Linked DNA regions of Homo sapiens: regions 1, 2, 3 and 5 are each linked to region 4. The links are chromatin loops, found by intact Hi-C in ENCODE. Cell type or tissue: heart left ventricle. All regions are shown on one strand.

Region 1 (5,000 bases), 600 kb before region 4:
AAAATGTACATTGGAGAAAACCCTTTTGTACTCTCAAGAAGAGAGCAAATTATCTTAAAACACGGGGGATTTCTATTCATCTTTTATGCAGGAATATCCTACTTTTATTAAATACATGTTGAATTACATTGAGGGAAAGAGTAAACTTACCATATTGTATCCCACCCATTTCTAAATGGCACAGGGTAGTTACACTGTACACTACATTTACTGTAAGAATTGCTAAGAAAAGCCAACATGAAATGAGCATGTTCTACCTGGAATTTATAAACAATTACTAAGTGGGAAAATGTGGGGAGAAAATACAGGGAATGAAATTAAAAAGCAAGATTTGCTTACCCAGAGTGGTGAATTTATACCACCCTACTCCAATAGGGTATGTGCATTTGAATGGATTGTAATAGGTTTTAGTAGGATTGAACACACTTTCCAGAATGTGAAGTTTGCAGTGCTTAGAGTTGTATCAAATATTTTCAAAGAACACAGCTGGTTTATCAGTGGAGGAGGGGGGGTTTAAAATGGCCTTAACTCCCGTGATTTTCCTATGAAGATTAAATAGAGTAATGACCATGACAGCCTTATGGAAACTGTAAAGAGCAAGGTCTGGTTTCTCAAACAGTAAAGAGATGCCTGCCAGGTTAAGATGTGGGTGAAATGGAATTTGTGGAAAAGTGTCAAAAGCACTAAAGAGATTGCTTTTCTTCACCCACAAATACAGCACGCTGACCTACCTCATACCGAGAAACACAGGACTTCATGATACCATCTGCTGTGATCTCCCTCCCATCTGAAATGCAATTGTCTTCCAGTGTTCTAGAGGCATCTAACTTTTTATATCAATCATATTTGCCATTATTATCACTTTATACAGTCATTATTTGTTTAGGGTTACTCACGCATACCTCGTTCTTTCTCCACCCTTCTTTTTGCATCTCATTATTGAGTACAATTTCTTTTCTGGAAGCACATCCTTTAGTTCCAGGCGCAAGCCTGCTATTGGCAAACTGTCGGTTCTTATCAATACTGGGAAATTTCCAAATTGTTTTCCCAAATATTGCTTTTCTGCCATTTTTTTCTACCCTCTCCTTGAACTGTGGATTTCCTCTATCTCTCCTTCAAGTCTCTTAACCTTTCTTTCATATGTATCTTTCTTTCTTCCATATGTTTCTTTTTCTCTCTAGGAAATATTCTGAGTAATTTCTGTAGATTTATTTTCTTGTTCACTAATTTTTCCCAACTGTGTCTAATATAAATATTTATGTCAAGGGTTATGTGTTTTATTTCTGCCCATTCTGCAAATATTTTATTGTTTATCTAATATTTGTATCTTTTATGATATACTCTTATTCACTTATCCTATTTTTAATTCAATTCTATAGTTTTGCAACATTTAAAATACTTATTGTGTAAACATTGTCGAGTTATTTCATTGTCTGAGGCCTCTATTGCTTCTTCTGACTCCTTTTTATGATAAATTGTTCTCTAATGTGTTAGAGGTTTGGTACTGGAAGCTCAAGATTGGAAGGGAGGAGTCAAGCTTCATCTGTAAACATTTCTCAGTGCTCCTTCCTCCAGGGAAGATTTATTTGTCTTTGCTTCTGCCAGATGTCCTTAGAAGCGAAGTCACTATATGTTATTTTCTAGAGTGAGGTCTACTGGACCCTGGAGACAGTGAGACTACAAATCCCAAACCAGAGCAAGGCCAGTACTATGGTTAGACATAATCCCTACACAAAGCTTAGGCTAGGAAGGCAAGGGTATTTGCAAAGGCTGTTTTTTTTTTTTTGGAGGTCCAATCTTTTAGTGAAGTTGTACTTTTCTGCAGACTTCTCTTGTGTAGGACTTGTGTAGGACTAACAGCCTTCCATTTCCTCATTGCTGTTAAAACTATGTTTTTTCCCCCTAAATGTGCAAATGTCACAGGGAAATTATAGGTAGTATCAACAAGATCTTTGCTGTTAGGTATTCACCCCCCCTCTTCCTTTATAGAGCCCAGAGGGCTTTCCTTACCTGAGAAACCTGCTGTTCATTTAAGTCAATGTTAGATTTATGCAGCTTGTCTAAGTTTCTTATACCTGGAGAGTTTTCAAAATAATTAGTTTTTTACATAGTCAGAAATGGAAGTTGCTACAACTCACTGCTGATTCACTGACTATATTAAACTACCTGAAAAAAAAATGGAAAAATAAGGTTCCAAATAATGTAATCTGACATACATTTCATGAGAGAAATGACCAAAACTTAATCCTAGAGGGAATTTTATCTTAAAATCCTAGAGGGAATTTTATCTAAAGAAAATTCATTAGATGGTTGTAAAGCAAAAATGAAATTAAAAAATAATATAAATAAACGTGGAGTTCAAGAAAAACGTCACTGTTTCCACTTTTAAGTGGAGAAGTAATTTGACAAATTTTCATTGAAAGAATTTTGCTGATCACGAGTTTCTATCAAAACCCAAGAAGTGTAAACATAGGAAGTGCTTATAGGTTAATAAAGCAAAAATCATGTGTTATTAACGAGGAAGTGTTAAGGTGGTGCCAGATCCACGGGCACTCACTATTTCATTTCTGGGAGCGTTTTTCAGCCTGCAGTTCCCACACCACGCGTGCCGTGGAGCTCTCTGTGCCACGCTGCGGGGCCTCGGTCTGACCAGCAGGGGGCACCGAGTGTTCTCCCGCAGCGGCCCGGCGTGGGCGGCGGCTCCAAGGCCGATTCCTCAGCACCAGGCAGGTGCCTTTGAAGCAAAGGGCGTTCATTCACATTCACAAAGGTCTCCGGAACAGCCTTGTAGGTTCTTCAACTGCCCTCAACTAAAGCTTCGGAATCTGAAAACCTGGGAAGAAGCTTAGTGTCCTGACAGTATTTTCCTTTTAATTTTGCAAAGTTTACAAAATCCATTAAGAATTGCTTTGCAATGAAAAATATACACATTTTTATACTTTTTGTTTTCAAGTGCTTCATTCCATTTATATTTAGCGGTGAGGCGGGCCTAGGCAAAAATGAAATAAAAGCACAGTGTTAAGATCTGCAAGGCCATTAAATTGCAGTGCACGTAATTAATGGACCATGATATTGCTTAAACACAAATGTACACTAATCTTGATCCAGCGGTACTAGTGATTTGTTGTTACAGGGCTAGATCCACCTAAAGCTCATGGTGAACACTTACAACCTTGCACAGAAAGTGACTGTGCTTGAAAGCACGAAGGCAAAATCCCATTGGCCAAAGATACCTTGTATTCCTAGCTGTGAATCGGTTTATCCTCTTTATTTTATACTTTGCATTATTTTATTACTTGGAAGAATTCACCCACTTTTTTCTGACAAAGGCTTATCAGATTTTTCTTCTTAAAAAAATATATATAAAGTTTTGAAGAAAAGACAAAGCATTGCAAAGAGCTGTCAGAGGGGGACGAGAAGCTTACAAAGTGAGCAGGTGGCACACAGCCTGTCTGCAGTGGTCATGTGAGAGCCAAACCCCTCAGCCACATTAACAGCCTACAGCATGTGCCAAGCCCTTAAGAAGTCACATAGCATTTCAGAGAATCCCACAAAACCAAAAACACAAATTCTGTCAATGCAATACATATATTTCTAGGTAGACGTATTAGTACGTCTCTTATGTGGGTGCCGAGGAATCTTGTAAAAGTTTGTGCAAAATTGACGTCAGTTTTACTGCTTGTCAGCAGTGAAATGAGTGGATTCATTGATTCATTCATTTGACAAACATTTAATGAACCACTACTCTGTATGTGTTCTAGGGACTGGGAATACAGCATTGAACAAAATACAGAACTAAATGCATGCTTGATGGAGCTTTTATTGCCATGGTTAGCATGAGTTACATTCATAAAATATACTTTATTTTCATTAAAAAGAATGAGCTAGATTTCTTTATATCAACATAGAGAGATCTTAAGGAAACATAACGTTGGATGGGAAAAGTGAGTTTTTCCATGAGAAATAGTAAAATACTTATGTAAGTTTGAAAAACAAAGAGAAAATACAGAACCATACTATGTGAAGTTCATTGTCACAGCTATGTGTGGGAGTGTGTGTGTAATAAAATAAAAAGTCGAAACTGGGAATACACACTAATATTTCTGATAATAGGGTTTTTTAGGAGAAAAATATAGGATGGGGAGGGAACAAAGAGAAAAATAAAGCATTTTCTGTAAAGTTTTATTTATTTCATTAAAAATAAATAAAGCAAATTACACCAAATGTTAACAATGATCAATTTTAAGAAATGGGTACATGGATGAGTATGTCATGCCTATGTGGGTGATTGGTACTTTTTCAGTTAAATAAATAAATGGCAGTTGGAGGAGGGACAGAGAAGGACATGGGGAGTGAGACCAAACAAGGATCATGATGAGACCAGAACTTCCCTAGAGGAGTGGCCCGTTGTGAGCCTGAGAGATCCCCTGTAGCGACACTGAGCAGAGCTCCCTGTGCCTCTTTCCGTCCTGGCCTCACGCTGTCTGGTTGGCTTTCCCGATCCGTCGTCCATCTCTGTTGTCCTGTTGTTGTTGTTGTGGTTTTGAGATGGGGTTTCGCTCTTGTTGCCCAGGCTGGAGAGCAATGGTGCGATCTCAGCTCACCGCAACCTCCACCTCCCAAATTCAAGCAATTCTCCTGCCTCAGCCTCCCGAGTAGCTGGGATTACAGGCATGGGCCACCATGCCTGGCTAACTTTGTATTTTTAGTAGAGATGGGGTTTCACCATGTTGGTCAGGCTAGTCTCTAACTCCTGACCTCTGATGATCCACCCACCTAGGCCTCCCAAAGTGCTGGGATTACAGCTGTGAGCCACCACGCCAGGCCTTCTGCTGTCCAGTTTTAGTAACAGCTTTAGCAACTGCCTTGCTCTGCTCTCAGCATTCTCTGTTTTAACCATCCCGATTTCACCTCTGCCTCCCTTATGTCTACCTTTTGTCTCACAGTCTGACAATGAAAATCATCTGCCACTATCCTAGCACCAACCTGTGGGCCTCCCT
Region 2 (5,000 bases), 260 kb before region 4:
TCCAGGGGAGGCTACGGATGCCACTCCAAGGAATAAACATCTGTAATCGACTACACATCAATCCAGAAGGCCTGCACTCTAAAGCCCCAGGTTGAAAATCCACTCCGTGCCCCCCTCATCAACTCTGATAATGCAAGCCTTCATTAAATAAAACTTTTAAACTGTACTTAACACTTAAACAAACACATGTCTTTGTACAGGGTATCTTCCCCCACACCAGTGCCCCAGAAACATCCTGCAGCTGTTTCCCCAGCAGCACTTTGGGAAAAACACCAGGGCCCTAGTTTTAGGGTTTCAGAACAGCCACCCTGAGGTTTTCTGGCTTGTTCAACCAGAACCCAGGTATCTTCACTCTTCCCAGCCTCTTTCCACCTGAAGTCCATTACCCCACACTGCCTGCCTCGATTATTCTATTTATTCCGGAGTGAAATACCTTATATTTCCTTTCCAGTAATAATGAGAAGAATAGCTAACATGTATTGAGAATTCTGTAAATGTCACATAGTTTTTATAAGCACTTCGTGTGCATTACTTAATTTAACCTTTCAACCAACATATGAAAGAAGTCTTGCTTTTGTAACCAAGATGTAGAGAGGTCTGTGTAGCTTTCCAAGGTCACAGAGACAGGCGCAGAACCAGGTTCCCCACCTGGCCACACTCACCGCCATGCTGTCTGTCTCCAATGACAGCTAGCACAGCAGCAGGCCACCTGCTTCCACACCAACAGGCTGCTTCCAAGAAACCCTCAACCAGAAGTTATCCAAGCTTTTGAGTGCCCATGGAAACACCCTGAGGCAGGCTCCGAGGCTGCCTCTTTTCAAACCTGGCTATGTTTGTTTTGGAAGGTGTTTGCTGGCATGAGTCCCAGGACAACCCTTTCTTGTGGTCTGGATAAACTGCCTGACTCTCAGCACATAGCCCAGCTGCCTCCTGCCGGGAAGGCAGTGGTAAGAGACCAGGTGGGCAGAACACCTGCTCCATCAACCATCACCCTTCTGCTGCCCCACCCACCACTGGAGACATCTTGACCTAATGGCTCCTAAATTCTAAGGCCTGGGTTCTCCTGGCTGAAGTCACATTTGGTCCAGGCATAGCAGCACTTAAAGATTGGTCAAGTGCAAAGTGGCTCTTGATCAGCTAACTTCAGTGAAACACTTCAGTTAAACCATGTATGTGAGGTGGCACTACCTGCCCTAAAGTACACAAGATTTTATTAGCTTGCTTGTATCAGGACAAGGGATAAGCTACTATGTTTTGCTTTTGATTATCTTTTTTTGGGAAAGGGGAAGGTATACCTGGAATCTCTTTTGTTTCACCCAGTAGATTGGGCATTAAAACTGAAAATTTCCTTTGAAAAAATTTCAAAAATTAGAATGTAATTCCTTTGACCATATAATTTTATAAGCCATTTATATGCATTATTTAATTTAACCCTTCCAGCCAACATAGGAAAAGTTTCTTTTGTAACTGAGACACAGAGAGGTTACATAGTTTGTGGAGGTCACCATGGTTATATAACACGTTACAATATTTGCTAAATGCGTCTCACTAGACAATAATCCTACATATGGCTATGAAAATAGATAGCTAGGCAGATGCCATGAGTGGTCTATGGCCTTCCAAGAGCTGGTCACTGGGGGGCTTAACACCAGAGGAAGCCTGCCAGTCATTTCCATTTGTAAATATGACCGTTCGCCAGAGATCCATCCCAGTCCATGCAGGATCATGTATCAGCAAGAGCCCTTGACCTCCTTGTGATGCCTGACAATGGGTCGATGGCATTTTCTAATTACTGGGAAGTGGAACTGTGGTGCTTCAAAATGCTCTGGGCTCTGACCACAAGAATCCAATATTACAGTGACATTAATTTCCAGCTAGAATGAATGGTTAACCTCATGATCAGACAGGCGCCCAAAATTTTCCATGAAAAGTGTGTAACCTAGCCCCGCAGATCATCTGGTGTGATCTAAAAGGGCCTGCCTGCTAGAAACTGTGACATATCCCATCATTAATGAAAAACAAATGTAGACACGGAGCCTCTCGTGCTGGGTCCAGTTGTAGGAAGCTGTCTCTGTGGAAGAGCCACCCTCTTTGAGGAGTCGAGTGACCGCCACGGGGCCGGACCTCCAAGCCAAGCCCAGGCGCCTGCTGTGGTGCCAACCTCACCGCACCATGCGCTGGGATACTCACAGACATCTTGGCAGCCTTTCCTCTATTTCTCTGCCAGGAAATTTTATTCTAACTTTGAGAGGCTTTCCTTTCCTGCCAGAGACTGAGTAATTGGATTTTGTAAGGTTCATTCTGTTCAGAGCCTTTTTTGGGCACAGAAGTCGAGCTGTGTTGTTTACGACTTTCGCATCCCTGTTGCAGTGTCAGGGCAGGGCTGCAGTATGGTCCCTGCTGACTGATAAACTCTTAGCAACAGCATCCTGGGCTGCAATCTTTGAAAATTTATGAAAAATCTGTATATCCTAGCCAAAGTCTCCCTTGGAGTAAAAAAGCTTTTTAAAAAGTATGAAACATATCACAAGGTAGTAATGAGAATCCTGGCCCACCAAATAATGACCCAGCTCAAACAGCAGCTCCTGCTCCAAGCACTAAGATGCCCAGAACCCATCCAAACCCAGGCTCCTGCCTCGCTCACCTTCAAGTGCCCACGGCAGTAGGACTTGGGAAGTCTGACAAGTGAATCATGTAGGAGAAGTCAGTTAATGGATGTTCTAGAGTGCTTAAAGCTTACAGGAGGTGGGAAGAAAAGGAACATACCTTGAGTCCTTTAAAATAGAGCAATCAATAAGCTCTGAAGACTGGCATGTTTTCTTCTCTTTTATTTCCCCTCCAAACATTAGCCAAGTTCAGAATGAGAGCAAACCTCAGTAGAGAGAACTGTAGTGGCGATTTTCTAGTCCTGCAAACAGAGCTTCCCAGCAGCCAAAGGGACCTGTCTTCATTGACAGCCTCATCACTGGTGAGGGGGCTGGCATCGCAGATGATGTCTCAGAGAAGCTTTTGACAAACACATAAATCCAGAGTTCAAATCAATGTTAGCTTAATGAAAAGCCAAGCCCAAAGAGAAAAGAGAGCTCCTTCTCTGCATAGTCATGGTTCTTCTTAGCTCATTGCTCCCAAAGCCAACCCCTAGGAAGAAGCTTCTATTCCTAGCACTCTAGAGTAATGCTAATTCAGTGCTTGAATTTTCAATCATTTTTGTCACTTTAGATGGGGCTATTATTGTGGTTGTCATTAACAATAACACAAGTGCCTCAGGAGAGAAAAGGCCAGGGAGTGGTTGGAAGGGAGATAAACGTGTTTGGCTTTCTGTGTTCCTGCCATCCTGTAGATGATCGCTCCACGGTTCTGTTGACGGATGCTGACTTTGGAGAGGCAGCTAAGCAGAAGTCCCTGACGGTCACTCACACGGTCCATTACCAATCGGTGTCTCAGGCCACTGGGCCCTTAGTGGATGTTTCAGACGCTCGGCCGGGAACGAGTGAGTGGTCAACAATGCTTAAAATGTGTGGGTGTTAACAATGCTGAAAACATAGTAATGTTCTTTCTCTCTCAAATGAAAATGTGTGGCTTTTCATACCTATGCCTGAGAAACAAATGGGTATAATAACATCCCTAATTGGGATAATGAGCTGTTATTGATGGATCTTGGCTATTATTATGTCAGTTGAATTACTGTTAGTATTGGTTACTATAAAAAGTGCTAGAAATTTCAGGTACATGTATTTATTTTTTTAATTTAAGCAACACAGAAAAGGAAAAAAGTAATCTACTTTAGTGTGTATCTGCTGTATGCCAGTATTGGGATAGAACGATGATGTCATGCACGTTATCTTTGCAACAATCCTGTAAGATACCTACTCGTGAAGCAGGTATCATAGCCTCTATTCTGCAGATGAGAAAACTGCAGCCTCAGATAAATTATGCAAACAGTATAAAGTTGCACACATAAGTAGTAAAACCAAGATTCAGAAACAGACCCATCTATCCCCAAAGCTTATGCTTTTGCCCCTGAACACACTGTTTGAGAAAAATTATAATTCTAGTTAATGTGAAGATTATGTTGGATTTTGTTATTAATATTTGCATCCATAATATATGGAAATTAATTACTGCAATGAAGGTGAATCCCCTAATATGTATCTAGAGCTTATTAATTAGATACTCTTATTTCTTCATAATTGGAATCGTTCCTAAATCTCTTTAAAGACTGAGAAATTGATGTCCTGATTATTATCATTTTGGAAACTTTGACGTCTAGCTTTCAAATCTCTAATCAATTTCTTTGCAAAAATTTACATTCTTAGAATAGTGTGTTATTATTAGAAAAATAACTATTATAATGTTAAAAGCTATTCTTCATAAATCCTAGCTTGGGAAGCATTTGCGAAATGCAGTGAGCTTTATGAAGTAAACCCATTGCCTACGAAATAACATTGTAATATACAGAAAACAGTTTCAGCAGGCATTGAAATTCATTTAAAAAATGTTTTCAAGAATATTCTACATTCTAAAGAAGTCTTTTACCTCTTCCTTTTGTCTAATCTTCTTACCGCCTTTCTTCTTTGATCACATTAATACATTCTGAAGACATAAACGGGATATGAGTGGGAATTAGCTTTGCAAAGGGGTGTGTGCCAGAGCCTTGCTCTTAAAAAATGATCCAGACTGGGCGCAGTGGCTCAATCCCAGCACTTTGGGAGGCCGAGGCGGTCGGATCACGAGGTCAGGAGATTGAGACCATCCTGGCTAACATGGTGAAACCTCGTCTCTACTAAAAATAAGAAAAATTAGCCGGCCTGGTGGCGGGCACCTGTAGTCCCAGCTACTCAGAAGGCCGAGGCAGGAGAATGGCGTGAACCTGGGAGGCAGAGCTTGCAGTGAGCTGAGATCACGCCACTGCACTCCAGCCTGGACGACAGAGCGAGACTCTGTCTCCAAAAAAAAAAAAGATTCAAGGGCTTTGACATCTCTTCAGCCGTTGGCTTCTC
Region 3 (5,000 bases), 330 kb before region 4:
CCTGGTTCATTGTGAAGGAACTAAAAGTTATTTACTATTTCAAAGTGTGGTTTTTGTTATCGTTCATATTATTCCTGCTGAATAATCATTATAAAGTTAGACTGCTTCTGAGACCACACCAAAACATATCAAAAAGGGAAATTTTAAAGAAAAGAAAACATTAAAATGACCCACCAAAATTGACGATGTCTTCATGGAAACATTATGACATTTTCTGCAGCAGGTGCCATGTCTCTTCCATCTTTGTATCTCCAGCTCCCAGCATAGAACTTGACACATGTAGTCATTCACTAAGCGTTTGTTGAGTGAATATACACACTGGTTTTGTTTCCTTTCTGGTAAAATACACATAACGTAAAACTTACCCTCTTGACCACTTTGATTATTGAGTTCATCAGTATTACATACCTTCACGTTGTTGTGAAGCCATCACCACCATCCATCTCCAGAACTCTACAAAACCGAAACTCTGTCCCCATTAAACACGAATTCCCTATCCTCCCTCCCACCAGCCCATGGCACCCACCATTCTACTTTCTGTCTCTGGATTTGACTCCTCTAGGGACCTCATGCATGTGGAATGATATAGCATTTGTCATTTAGTGACCAGCTCGTTTCACTTGACATGATATCCTCAAGGTTCATCCATGTTGTAGCATGCGATGGAATCTCCTTCCTTGTTAGGGCTGAAAAATATTCCCAAACAAATTTATGGATTAATCTTTTAATCAAGGTGATATGTTTGCCCAAGCTCAGAGTCCACAGGTGCCCCTGAGGCCTGGTGTACCCCAACAGTGAGTGTGTGAGAGTGTGTGGGCTTGCTTGGCCCATGAAGTTCCGTCTGTTGCTGAAAAAGCAAGGTGTGTTCTCTACTGCTTATGCATTCATGGCAGTACTCTGCCCTTGAAGTCAATATGTAAACGTAAATAGTCAGAGTTAGACTCCACAACATTTTTCTGGGCTTCTTATGTGGTTTTCAATATGCTGTTAATCCTCACTTACTGAATCCTACTATCAAAGCCCAGAGATGGAGAGCAGCGTAGACACTGAAAAAAAGCTGAGCCATTGTGCCCTCAATGCCCAGGGTGGCTTCTGCTTTTCTGCTTATCACTGACATGTCCCGTATTCACCAAAGAGAGACAAAAATTATTGCTGAAATAAAGTATACTCATTTTCCACTAGAACTTGAATTGCATCTGTATTAGTATTCACTCATTCATTCATTGATCTCTTTGCTATGGGATTCACGGTTGCTCTTTTGACTCTAACAGGCTAGAAAGCACCTAGCAGGGTATAGAAAGACCAGCAGCTTCCTCTCGTTTTGTCTTCTCAATCATCTTATCTTTATCTCTGCACTAAAAATCCCTACCTGGCTTACTTGAAATGAGTCCTTAGTGACTGATGCTTACTGAGAAAGCCCCTATTTGTGGATGATACAGGCTGTATTTGGCTCTGTCCTCCTGGCCTAAGAATTACATACAATAGAAAAGGAAGAAAAAACATCCTATCCTGAAAACAAAGTCACACAGGTGTTGTTAGATGGGGTAGAAACGCATTTCCCCAGGATTTCTCCTGTCTCTTCACCCACAGAACAATGGGATTTGACCTGCCCAGGATCTTAACAACACACTCTCAAAAGGGACAGTAATGAGGGCCAGCAAGGCACGGTGGCTCACGCCTGTAATCCCAGCACTTTGGGAAGCCAAGGCAGGAGGATCACTTGAGGCCAGGAGTTTGAGACCAGCCTGGCCAACGTATGAAACTCCGCCTCTACAAAAAATACAAAAATTAGCCAGGTGTGGTGGTACATGCCTGTAATCTCAGGTACTTGGGAGGAGCTGAGGCAGGAGAAACTCTTGAACCTGGGAGGTGGAGGTTGCCGTGAGCCAAAATGTCACCACTGCACTCCAGCCTGGGCAACAGAGCAAGACTCTGTCTCAAAAAAAAAAAAAAAAAAAAAAAAAAGACAGTAATGAGAGCAAACCCACCAGAAAAAGGTGGGAAATAACAGCTGAGATTTTTATCAGGGTATCTCTGTGTTGCCTTTTGACCATATTAAAAAGACTAGAGACATAGAAATATGATGGGCAGGTGCCTGTGTTCTTCCAGGAGATAATACCTAGAAAGTGTTACAAGGAGGTCCCAGAACCCCAGAGCATCTTAATTGAAGTGAAGTGAACTAAAAACAGTTCCCTCTCCATATCCACCTTCCTGTCTATCTATCTCAACCATCATTTAAGAGCACGAGACCTATTTTTTACATCAAATAGTATCAGTGAGAGTCAAGCTCAGAGACAATTATTTCTCTTCAGAGGTGAATACTTGTAAATAGTATCCATTATTCTGTTTTAAATATGAAATGATCAAGAAACTTTAAAGTACAGGAAAGAGGGTGTTTTTTTGTTTTGTTTTGTTTTCATCAGTTTCTGCAATTTGACTTTCAGTCGGTAAACTAGATGCTGTCAAGTTTTCCAAGGCATTTGCATTTCTGGCTATGTGTGCGAATGACCACCAGAGGACAGTATGAGCTCTAGATATTTTCCTTGCTCATAAATCTGAATTTTTTTTTCTTTGAAATGATTTCATAGTTAAATGTAGAACATAGGGGGATAAATCAGGACACAATATGCCTTGTAATTTGGTCCCTTTTATAAGAGTCCCTCAGCTAACCTCCTCGCTGATGTCATTTTCTCTCAAGATCCCAAATTCATCTCCCCTTCTTGGGAAAGAACCCTGTTAAAATAGACAAGCTTTTTTCTCTAATATGTGACATATAATGTCTGCTGATAGGCATTTATTTCATGGTGCTCTCTCAGTTTAGCTTAGAAAAAGACATTAGAATTTGAAACTTGCATGTGGCCAGATGACAAGTTAGGGTAACTGAGAATGAATCTACAAACAGGTTGTCTAAAGATGATGTGGACTGAACATGAACTTTCCCTCGGGGGTCCAACAGTGCAATGAGATATTAAACTCCCCAATCAGAGATTCAAACTGCAAAATCTCAAAAGTCATTTGATTCAGAGCCTCATCCACATAATTTGTGGATTCTGGCTATTAATTTTAATATATAGTGGTTTGAATGATCAAACAATCTATTATAAGCAATGAAAATCCAAAGACGTGAGATAACCCTTTTAAGGTCCCAGGAAGAAAACAGCCAAGCTTCATTTCCTCCCCAACGCTCCCGTCTACATAAAAGCAGTCTGAAAAACTTTCACAAACAGACTGCTTTTACTATATACACATTAAATAAGCATTATGATATAGACATTGTCTGTTTCACAATGCTAATCTCATTTGCGGAGCTTAGAAATGTAAAATTAGGAAGCACAGACTTCTCATTAATGAAAACTAAAAATCAGAAGGCATAAAATATCTCTGAGCTGTGATTCACATTGGTTATTCCAGCTTCAGATGATAATGTTATTCAGTTCCTGTACATAGTAGGTGCTCAATAAATGTTGCTGAGTTAATCAGTGAGAATACACCACTACTCTTCTTACCCAGAAGACCTGGGCAATTAAGTTCTCCACATTGTAGCCCATAACTTAGAATTAAACAAGTCTTCTGGGAGGCAAAGTAACTCACCAGGTCCAGACAGCTTCCCACCCCAGGCAACAGGTGTGTGTTTGCCTCCCAATCAGCCACAGACTGCATCAAATAAAGCCATAGTCAGGCTGAGAGCGAAAGGGGACTTCCGAGAACCAGAAATGTGCAGGAATCTCAAGGAGTGGAAAAGTGGTATAACGTGGAATCTGGAAAGCAGCATCTAACGTGCTCATCTGTATCTACAATGATACTCATCGCTGTGTTCATTCTTCCTCTCTCACACGGAACACGGACCTCCTGGCTGTATTAAAACGTCGTTCCTCCCTCCCAGTACCCTCCCTATTTCATGTCACTGTAGCATATAGTGACGCTACTAGATAGCAATTTGCTTTTAAAATCCTCCTTCTCTTAGCTTCCATTATCATGTTTTTTATTCTTTGTTGCTTCTTGTCCCTCTGCTTCCCACCCTTAAATGTAGGCATTTCCCAATATTCTTCCTTTATCTCTTAATATTCTTCACTATCTCTGTGGATCATTGAATCTGTTCTTATAATGTAACTATCATCTGAAATTAAAGAGTTCGCATTTTTTATCTCTATCCTGACAATCTTAGAGAACCGTCAGTCCTATATTTCCAGCTTACCACCATCTGCGTACTCAGGAAGACCTCTCCAGTACTTCGCATTCAATGTGCCCACAAACACATTTATACTTGTGTCTCCCTCTTTTCCTGTGTTCTGATTTAGCTTACGATCTAACAAAATCTGCTGCCTTCTGACCAGAAGCCTTCAAGCTACCTATAGTTCCTCTCCTAATCATTTATTCATTTTTACCACAAATAAACATAGAGCACTACTCTTACACCAAGCTCTGAGCCAGGTTCTGAATCACATCAATCAAGAGATGCTGAGTTAGGGGGCATCACAAACAGGCCTGAAACCTCAGTGATTTACAACAACCATACAACAACCAATGGTTTTATTTTTCTTTCACGATCATGCTCATTGTGAGTATGTGGTAGTACATGCCATGCTATCTTCACTCCAGGAAGGACCCAGGCAGGTTTCATGACAAAGAGAAAGAAATCTCTGAGGCGCTGACATAGGCAGGTAAACGCTCCAAGCACAAATCACGAGCCAGAATCTGTCATAAGATTCTGGTCCATGTCTTAACCACAAAGGGACCATGACGTACGCTCCAAACCCATACCCAGAAGTTCCAGGGAAGGCAGGAAACACTAGACAATGTCACCCTTCTGTGTGATGTGACAGAGGACACAGCAATGATGTGCACAGCACAGTGCAGGAGCGCGGACTGGGTGTCACTCAAACATACGGCCAGAGATGGTTGCTTGGAACACATAGCTAGCCCTGGCTTGCAGGAAGAGAAGAATTTTACCTGATGAATCAGAGGCAGGAAAGGGTAATATGATCAGAGGAAATAAATGA
Region 4 (5,000 bases):
AACGCCAAAGAATTTTAAATAGTCACACTTGACCTCTAAGGATGTATGCTAGGGAAACAATCAAGGATATGTATAAATATGTACTTGAAAGAATGTTGATTCATGAGCTATTTATAAAAGCAAACTGCAAACAACCGAGTGCCCAATCAGGGAGGACTAGTAAAATAAATGATGATGGTTCTCTAAAATGGAATTCCATGGCATCTGTCAAAATTATTACATATGAGAGCTCTCACACACTGCTAGCGGGAGTGTAAGCCTGTACACCTTCTTTGGAAAAATGTGGCACTGTCTAAAGCTGAAGATACGCTACCTTCTGGCCCAGCTTTTAGGACTAGATACAGTCTCCCTTGGTATTTGTTAGAGATTGATTCCAGGACCCCTGCAGATACCAAAATTTGCAAATGCTCAAGTCTCTGATATAAAATGGTGTAGGATTTGCATATGCATATAACATACACACATCCTCCCATATATTTTAAATTATGCCCAGATTATTTATAATACCTAATACAATGTAAATGCTATGCAAATAGTTGTTATACTGTACTGCTTCTTTATTTTGTATTACTTTTTACTGTTGTATATTTTTTCAAATATTTTTGATCCATTGTTGGTTGAATCAGAGGATGTGGAACCTGCAGATAAAGAGAATCAGCTGTATTTCCCCACAGAACCAAACAGAAATGAGTACTTATGTTCACCAAAAGACTCCTACAATAGTACTCAGAGTAGTTGTTTTTTGACGTTGTTGTTGTTGTTTCTTGGTGACAAGGTCTCACTCTGTCACCCAGGTTGGAGTGCAGTGGTGTGATCTCGGCTCACTGTAACTTCTGCCTCCTGGGCTCAAAGGATCCTCCCAAGTCAGCCTCCTGAGTATCTGGGACTACAGGAAAGCACCAACATGCCCAGCTAATTTTGTACTTTTTGTGGAGATGGGGTTTTTCCATGTTGTCCATGCTGGTCTCAAACTCCTGGGCTCAAGGGATCCACTGCTTTGGCCTCCCAAAGCGCTGGGACTACAGGAGTGAGCCACCACGCCTGGCCAGAGCAGTAGTGTTTGTAATGGTCCCAACCTGAAAACTATTCAAACACCCATTTAAAGCAAAAGGTAAAAATAAATTGCATATGTGCCCAGAATGTAATATTACATAATAATGAGCCACTGACACTCACGTGCCACGGTATGGATCAGTCTCACAGTGAGAGGCTCAAGAAGGCAGACATAAATGAGTATACACAAAATGACGCCATTGATGCATGCACCTAATCTCTGGGGATGTGGGAAAGATGTCAGAAGAATGTCACCTTTGGGGAGGAGGGGTAGGCAGCAATTTGACCGGGGTCTAGGGGGCTTTGGGGATGCTGAGGATGTTCTAGCTGTGAATTTCTGCCATCAAGCCCAGGCATTTGTGCTTTTTGTGAAACCTGATCAAGCTACACACCTGTAACGTGTGCACTTTTCTGTACTTAAAAGTATCTATCTAAAACTAGCAAACAAATACTACAAAAATGCTGTGGGCAAGTATTTGTTAACAGAAATAATCTTCAGAATGTGCAAAGTGAAAAGAGCAAGCTATGAATTAATGGTTACTATAATCCAAATTTCACAAAATGCTTTGTGTGCATATCTATGGGTATATACATGAACATTTGAGTACATAGGTACATACATAGTTAGTTAACAATAATTACTTTGGAACTATAGAAGTGTGGGTGATTTTTTTAAACTATTTCTTGTGCCTATCTTTATATTTATTTTTTCTAAAAATAAACATGCATTGATTTTTTTCCATAATAAACATACAACTATATACATATAATTTTAATTATTTTAATGCAAAAGAAGTCCTCAAGCAGCTGGAGTGAGCACCATGGACATCGTGAAAGGGGAAAGCAAGTGGGGTTGGATTATTCAGTGGGCAACCCCCATTATCCCTCTGGAGCTTAATGCAGTCTCACCTAAGTTCAAGGGCTGCACGGAGACAAAGGTGCCCAAGCCCTGAGGTGGGCCCGTCCAGTTCACATTCAGACAAAAAATTCTACAAAGCATGCAACAGTGAGTACCTGGCATGTACATCAGGCACTCAAGATATACTAGCTTTTCTCATGCTCCCAGTGTCATATTCTATAGTTGTTGTTATCCTCTACCCATTATCCTGAGTAGCTATTGATCACTTTACTGTGCTTTCAAATCACCTAAGACCCCAGAGAACAGAAATGGAAGATGTTGGCACAGTCAACAATGGTGAACCGAGAGTCCAGGCTTCCATTCCGCTGGTAGTAGCAATCAAGAGAAATGCCAGAATAATTATCAGGGTCTATTTTTCTTCCTCTTCCCTTGCCCTAAGTCAGGCCTCAAAGGAGAAATATTTTCAGACTGCTGCTTGGTGGTGTCCTCTCTCCAAACTTCACAATTGCCAGGGGTCAGAGGGAGAAGGGATAACCTTTGCCACATGGTGATTGTCCATATTCATTCACAGAATGTAGCCAAAAGGTATTTTAGAATCTCAGCACTTAAAAATGTAAATATTCTAATAAAATACTGATAACTACATGTGTTGTTATATTACCCACAACAAACAACGTCTGTCTAAAAAACCCTCCCCTTGGTGCACATATGGCTATGTTAACATTGCAGACATTTAAAAGGGTTACTGGCTACTTATTGTAAGTCCTTGACACAGTTACCTTAAAAGTGCTTGCAGCTACTTCTGGGCAGCCTGGGAATGAAAGGAATTTTTCCGTCCTGTCCGCTCCCCACGGCTGAATGAGCACCGAACACTGCCTAATTTGTCTGCCTGGACAGTTTCACGTGACTTGCAGGCATCCGGCTTGGCTCACTGCTCTCCACTATCCCAGAAATTCCAGCAGGACCTCTGCCGGTGGCCCTGGCCTCCGCCCACAGCAGGCGGGATGATAGTCATGGTGCACAGTGTCCTCTTGTGGAAAGAGCTGCAAATGCCAGACACTAAGAAAATCTCCATTTCCCTAAGGGAACCAGAGCAAGTCAAAGGTAGGCAGTGGCAACCCATCTGTTTCATCCCACAGTTCATGTTGCCCTATGAGTTTGTGATCGGCATACGTGTTTTTCAGCATTGTCTACCTCTGGTACTTAATTCTGGATAACATAAATCCAAAAATCCCGCAGTTGTGTGTACGTATTGTTGTTATTATTGTTGTTGTTCAATTTTTTTTGTTTTGTTTTCAGAAAATAGATGTGGTTTCAAACTTACTTTTGAAATTGAATACGAAATCCTGCAAAAAAGAACAAAATTACATTGGAAAAATCGGGATACTTATTCTAAAAATCGAGTCTCATTAATTTTTATACACTCCCTTATTTTAACAGACCCAACATTAGTATTTGTGACCCAAGGAGCATTATTAAGTTTTCCCATACCAAATTATCAAATGACTTCCCAGCATAGGAAAGTAGAATTCACTGTTAACTATTAGAAAAATAAATAATTCCTAGGTACCTGAAATACAGACTGTATAGTACTTACTATATTTCAGTCACCCAGGGGTATTTACTTATTACTTTGTGACTATTGAATTTGATGAGTGAGACTATACAGACTCCATAATACCAAGAAGAGATGTTCTGTGTTATCAATCACTGCTGCTTTTCATTCAATTTTTACCATGTGCCAGCACCAAACGGGCTCTGTGCAAAGTACTAGCTCATTTAACTGTTATAATAACTCAAAAGTAGGTGTTACTGTTATTATATTTTTAACAGACTAGACACTATTATATTAATATTACCATATTTCTTTAATTCAAAGATACATTTTCAATCAATATGTACCAATGGTATCAATTGATACAGTTGTGCCCCCACCCCACCAAAAAAAAAAAAAAAAAAACACTGTCATTAAATTGCTAATGTTTTTAGTCAGTGGATCCATAGACTGATTAAAAGGAATCTAGGATTTGAAGGTGGGGAGTAAAAAGCCACAGATCAAGTCCCCAACCTTTTGTCCCAAAAGCCTGTGATCTTTACAACCGAGCTTTACTGTCCAGGCCTTCTATATATCAAGCTTGATTAAGATTTTTTAAATACTCATTTTCCTTAGTTTTTAGATAACGTTCTCAGGTATTTTCAATTCTAATAACACCTGCCAATTTACATCCCAAACTAAAACAATTCTATCTGGATTGCAGAAAAGAGACTATCAGGTAAGAGATGAATGCCCTCCAGCAACAGGGGAATGCCTCCAACGCCACCAGCGTAAGCACAGTTTGTAAGAAAGGATCTTAATTAGATCCCATTTGTCAATTTTGGCTTTTGTTGCCATTGCATTTTTTTTTTAATACTTTAAGTTTTCGGGTACATGTGCACAATGTGCAGGTTAGTTACATATGTATACATGTGACATGCTGGTGCGCTACACCCACTAACTCACCATCTAGCAATAGGTATATCTCCCAGTGCTATCCCTCCCCCTTCCCCCTACCCCACAACAGTCCCCAGAGTATGATGTTCCCCTTTCTGTATCCATGTGTTCTCATTGTTCAGTTCCCACCTATGAGTGAGAATACACAGTGTTTGGTTTTTTGTTCTTGCGATAGTTTACTGAGAATGATGATTTCCAATTTCATCCATGTCCCTACAAAGGACATGAACTCACCATTTTTTATGGCTGCATAGTATTCCATGGTGAATATGTGCCACATTTTCTTAATCCAGTCTATCGTTGTTGGACATGTGGGTTGGTTCCAAGTCTTTGCTATTGTGAATAATGCCACAATAAACATACGTGTGCATGTGTCTTTATAGCAGCATGATTTATAGTCCTTTGGGTATATACCCAGTAATGGGATGGCTGGGTCAAATGGTATTTCTAGTTCTAGATCCCTGAGGAATCGCCACACCGACTTCCACAATGGTTGAACTAGTTTACAGTCCCACCAACAGTGTAAAAGTGTTCCTATTTCTCCACATCCTCTCCAGCACCTGTTGTTTCCTGACTTTTTAATGATTGCCATTCTAA
Region 5 (5,000 bases), 250 kb before region 4:
TCGGTGCAATAACATTACAGGCCGGCCCTGTCAGTTTTGCTCCTTTGAAACTTCGTGAGAGCCCAACAGTGAATACAGTCTGCTGGGTTTAGAAGTGGCCAGACCATACTGAAATATAACTGTATCAAACTGCTCTTTGAGAAGCAGAGAATTCAAAGGTAGAAAAGACCCATCTAGGACCTTAAGCTGTCTCCAGGCTGGAGCCCCAGAAAAATCATTCCAGGTAACTGAACCTCTCTCATTTTCCACAGAATTCCAGAAGAGGCGATGTTGTAGCCCATTCTGGTACCTGACAGTCTCTGCTGGTGGAACATCCTTCTTCTTACCTCACCAAAGGGTTGAGCTAAGAACTCCGTCCACCCCATAGACTTGCTGCCTTTGGTTCCAGATTTAGAGAAAATGAAACCCATCTGGCACCAGCTTAACCCTTTGTTCTCCATATTAAATAACCCAAGTTGTCTCTGTTAAAGTTAGGACAATTCTATTGAAGAGATGTGCTATCATAGGCAAGGCCTTAAGGAGAGTTGGGACATAAAAATATGGTCCCTCTGCTTTAGGAGCTTTCAACTTAATGAATAAAACAGTCATCATTAAAACAATGAGTAGTAATATGAGAAACAAAAATACAGGCAACATCTGTATTAATTTCCTAGAGCTGTTTTAACGTAGTACCACCAAATGGGTGGCTTCACAGCACAGAAATGTATTTGCTTGCAGCTGTAGCACTCCAGTCTCCACCTGCATCATCCCATGGCCCTCTCCCCTCCTGTGTCTGTGTCCTCTTCTTAAAAGGACACCAGTCACAGTGGATTAAGGGCCAACCCTATTCCAATATGACCTTGTCTTAGCTAATTTCATCTGTGATGACCTTATTTCCAAACCAGATCACACATTCTGAGGTCCTGGGGGTTAGGACATGAACATGTCTTTTGGGGGGACGTGATTCACGCATAACAACACCTAAGGATGTAGAAAGGAGGTCATGTTAGAACACACTGGGCTGAGCTTCCTTGTTTTACAGAATATGACGATGCCCAGGAAGTTTAAATGATGTGCATCGGGTCATAACATTATTTTTTGTACTATCATCCATTTAATTGCAGTTGCAAACATCGTAACCAAAGTACCTCTCTCAAGTCATTCTCTAGCACAGTAATTGGTTTCATTTTCTTTATAATCTTCATCACTGTTTGAAATTTTCTTGTTTTGTCCTGTAATTGTTGTCAGTCTCCCCTCATTCCATTTCTAGCTTTTAATGTTAGAAGGGTCATAACATTATTAAAGGCCAAGAGCAAGACTCAAATATGTAACTTCTGAATCCAAGTAGGGTGTTCTTTTCCCTGCAGGGCTGATTAAACACGTAAGTATCAGATGAAGGTTTCAAGCCATAAAGGAAAGGGAAAGTATCCTCTGCACAGGAGAAGTCAAGGAAGTTTTCCTGGAGGGCGTGGGCGAGTCGGCAGTGCTGGGTGGGTGGCACTGACCTCTACGCTTGCTCTCAGCTGACCACACTCCTGCAGACAAAGGCAGACATGATTCTTGGCTCTTCACAGATCCCACCACCAGGAGGAATGCCAAGGCTGGGCCCACAGCGAGAAACCGCTATGCCAGCCAGTGGACCCTCAACCGACCCCACCCCACCATCTCAGCACACACCCTCACCACAGACTGGAGGCTGCCAACACCCAGGGCTGCAGGATCAGTAGACAAAGAGAGCGACAGTTACAGCGTCAGCCCCTCGCAAGACACAGGTAGGCCCTGACGCTGCCTCCTCCGTCCCTGGGGACCAGCACGGCCCCCGCACCTTGAGCTTCATGGGCTCCTTGGGGAGGGGAGAGAGGGCTTCCTCCCTCTTACTTATGTTCTTTTGAAGGTCACTTTCAAATTGTTACGCGGTTTATCTAACAGTTACTAATACAACTGCACAGCCTTTACTCCACACAGGGCAAAACAGAGCCAAACTGCATCTATTCTGCAGGTGTCCTGAATCTTAGACCCAAGCTTATTTCTCCATTTAGTTCCTACCCCACTGGGAGAAATAGAGACATTTTTAAATTTTCACCCCCGTGATTGCAGTAATTGCTGATTACACTCTGAGGGCGTCTGACCCATTACCATCTCCAAGATTAAGACACAGCACTTGAAGTTACATGATGAGGTCATAGCACCCTCTATAGGGAACACAGGCTGATCCGTTTGACAATTAAACAGGGGTTGGTTATAAGGTAAGTCATCCAGTCTATGCCATCAACCACCAAGTTTTCACTTCAGAGAGAAGACAGGCCCTAAGAATAGCACCGGGTTGCCCACCACCCCCTCTTAAATTTTGAAAAGAAATTACATCTGAATCTAATAGCTGTAGGAAATTTTAATACTCATTTTTCTTTTGTTCTTGATGATATACTTCAAAAACAGTGTTCCAGAGGAGGATCATCGCCATGTGAATTTATTTTTAAGGCTGTGATTTCTCTTAGAAGAGTCTCAGAGTTCCACACAGAGGAGACCCTAAAACTTTTTAGTGCATTTGAAACGCAGACATCTCCCTGACCAAGATGGCGTGGCCCAGCTCAAAGGCATGTGGGCACCAGTTTTTGTCCTGATGGTTTTCTAGTCCCCATAAAGGGTAATCACAACAGAAGACGCATCCCAGGGGTCGGGGGCCATTCTGGCTTGTGGCCAATTTCCGTGCAACATGACATCTTTATTTCTAAATATCATCACATCTTCCTTCCTGAGCTGAGGCCCCAGAAGCTGAACTGCAGCTCAAATCATTCATGCCAATTAAAGAGTCTCTAGGGCATAGATCCATTTGCAGGTTGGAGCAGAGAGGGGGCTGCTGCCTGGCTCCTACTGTTTTCACTAAAAGCAGGATTTTTTTTAAAGGGAAGGCGTTATTTATTTATGGAAATGTCCCAAGCTGGGACATCTGACTACAGCAATTTGGTTGCAACAAAGCTTCCCTTAACCGGATCTGCTGAGACTTGTGAAGCTGGCCTCAGAGTGCCTAAGGCAGGAGCCTCCGCCAAGGAGCCAGAACTCCTACCAGGTCCCACCATGATCTGGAAGAAAACAGCCCCAAGCCAGGAAGGGCCATGCCGTTGGTTCAGACTTCTGATGGTGAGTCGTCCGTCTTGTTTTTCTCTTTCCTGGTGTAGATCGAGCAAGAAGCAGCATGGTCTCCACAGAAAGTGCCTCCTCCACTTACGAAGAACTGGCCAGGGCCTACGAACACGCCAAGATGGAAGAGCAACTGAGGCACGCCAAGTTCACCATCACGGAGTGCTTCATATCAGACACGTCATCGGAGCAGTTGACGGCAGGGACAAATGAGTACACGGACAGTCTGACCTCCAGCACCCCTTCCGAATCGGGAATCTGCAGGTTCACTGCATCTCCCCCCAAACCTCAGGATGGAGGAAGAGTAATGAATATGGCAGTTCCAAAGGCACATCGGCCAGGTAGGTGAGCAAGGCCACCTGGGGGCCGTCGCTTAGGGAAGTGCACCTTCCTGGTCCTCCCTCATCTGCTGTGAAAGCCCTTCTCAGTGTTCAGACCAAATGGGTGCTCTGTTTATGGATGGCTGCATAACAAACCATCCCAAAGTTCACTGGATTAAAACTACAGCAGTCACTTACTTTGTTTATGAATCTGAAATTTGGGCGGGACCTAGTGAGGGTACCATGCTGCAGAGGCTCTCCTGGGGCTGGGGATCCACTTCCAAAGTGGCTCACCGACCTGGCTGTGTTCTCCCTGTGCTGGCCTCTCCACAAGGTGCTTTAGCTTCCTCACAGCATGGTGGCTGGGTTCTAGCAGCAAATGGTCCAAGATACAGTCTGTGGAAATAGCCAGTTTCCTTAGGTTGGGCCTGGAAACTGACACAGCTATCATTTCTGTCATATTCTATTGGGCAAGCAGTCACAGAGCCCAAGAAACCCTGATTCCAGAGAAAGAGGCCCCCACTGCTTGATGAGAAGACTGTCAAAAATGTGAGGGCTGTATTTTAAAACTGCCACACTGAGGGCTTCTGAAAGGGGAGAGGTCTTACTATATAGTCAGTGTTTGGGACTTGGCCTCACTGAATTACACAAGGTGATGGTAACTGGCTAACATTAAGTCAGCCAGCAGTTTGGTCTTCAACTTGAACACCTGTGAATCGTCCGGGTTGTGAAAGCTGCAAATTTTGAGGTCAGCAAGGCATGGCAGATAATAGAATGCAGAGGCTAGAGAACAGGGTCAAAGGAGCGAGGCGGACATGGGCCATTTCAGGGTTCACTACTGTCTAAAAGAAAAGACTCTAGCAAGGCCCTGCCAACTGATCGCAAGTGGAAATGGGGTCTTAGTATGGACTTGTGTTTTAAGAGAAGCCGGAAAACTTGGTTTTATATGGAAATTCACAGCTTTTTAGTGTTGGCTTGGATATTTGTAAACCATTGTACAGGGCAAATAAAACCCATCTTTAGGTGGAATCCAACCTATGGCAGCCAAGTGTAGTTCTCATCTGAAGAACCACTTTTTCTTTTTCACCCTGAAATAGTTGCCTGTAGACTTTCCTTCACAGACTGATCTATCCAATCTTATTGAATCCAGTTTTGTTTCTCATTTTACCCATTTTCTACACCACTGTTCTAGTTCCATTTCAAAAAGTATCTTCACTTTTGAATTACTACAATTCCCTTGGGTTTTATGGGACAAGGCCTAGCTGAAATGAGCTTTATAAATGCATAAAAATATATAAAATAAGAATAGTTTATCCAGCAAATAATCTTCCATACCAGCTCAAGATTCATGCCAGCATCCAATAAAGAATGATGGCTTCCTTTATTTTCATTCTGTCTACCTCCTTAGGGGAAAAGACAAGCTGTTATTTGTGGGTGTTTTTATTTCAACTATTTTTTTTTTTTCGTGTTGTTGGCATTTATTTGCAAGGCAAATGGAGAAAAATGCAGGATAAATGCCATGACTTTCTGCAGCTCTTCAGCCTGAAGGTGAGGAGGACTGGA

What was found. A loop is a pair of places that touch in the nucleus more often than their neighbours do. Peaks named below come from ENCODE experiments on the same cell type or tissue, not always from the same donor. Only the 100,000 strongest peaks of a DNase experiment are listed, where the experiment ranks them.
Region 1: it touches region 4 in a loop (5-fold over the local background); 5 of 110 quality-filtered maps call a loop at or near these places.
Region 2: it touches region 4 in a loop (9-fold over the local background); 9 of 110 quality-filtered maps call a loop at or near these places.
Region 3: it touches region 4 in a loop (18-fold over the local background); 64 of 110 quality-filtered maps call a loop at or near these places.
Region 5: a loop joins it to region 4, with 3 times the contacts of the local background. A loop is called at or near these places in 9 of 110 quality-filtered maps.

Annotation. Positions count from the first base shown.
Region 1 is chr21:40,384,153-40,389,152 of GRCh38, reverse strand. The region is part of intron 3 of DSCAM (DS cell adhesion molecule); the gene reads left to right. It overlaps DSCAM-AS1 (DSCAM antisense RNA 1), which reads right to left. Exons shown (of 2, transcript NR_038900.1): 2 at 3,795-4,574. Among named protein-coding and RNA genes, the nearest start is that of DSCAM-AS1, 3.6 kb to the right of the region's middle. In heart left ventricle, CTCF peaks have their summits at 2,440 and 2,641 (motif pointing right); a DNase peak (open chromatin) is centred at 2,652.
Region 2 is chr21:40,050,448-40,055,447 of GRCh38, reverse strand. DSCAM (DS cell adhesion molecule) reads left to right here. Exons shown (of 33, transcript NM_001389.5): 30 at 3,341-3,490. Among named protein-coding and RNA genes, the nearest start is that of MIR4760, 160 kb to the left of the region's middle. In heart left ventricle, no CTCF peak of the experiment used is centred here; a DNase peak (open chromatin) is centred at 2,125; H3K27ac peaks cover 365 bases.
Region 3 is chr21:40,118,647-40,123,646 of GRCh38, reverse strand. All of the region lies in intron 20 of DSCAM (DS cell adhesion molecule), which reads left to right. Among named protein-coding and RNA genes, the nearest start is that of MIR4760, 91 kb to the left of the region's middle. In heart left ventricle, a CTCF peak has its summit at 2,505 (motif pointing right); no DNase peak of the experiment used is centred here.
Region 4 is chr21:39,786,425-39,791,424 of GRCh38, reverse strand. It overlaps IGSF5 (immunoglobulin superfamily member 5), which reads right to left. Exons shown (of 9, transcript NM_001080444.2): 6 at 3,237-3,258. LOC107985500 (a long non-coding RNA gene) reads left to right here and starts at 2,936. Exons shown (of 3, transcript XR_001755057.1): 1 at 2,936-3,016. In heart left ventricle, a CTCF peak has its summit at 2,940 (motif pointing left); a DNase peak (open chromatin) is centred at 2,874; H3K4me3 peaks cover 1,001 bases; H3K27ac peaks cover 442 bases.
Region 5 is chr21:40,040,829-40,045,828 of GRCh38, reverse strand. DSCAM (DS cell adhesion molecule) reads left to right here. Exons shown (of 33, transcript NM_001389.5): 31 at 1,554-1,751; 32 at 3,156-3,458. Among named protein-coding and RNA genes, the nearest start is that of MIR4760, 170 kb to the left of the region's middle. In heart left ventricle, a CTCF peak has its summit at 2,154; no DNase peak of the experiment used is centred here.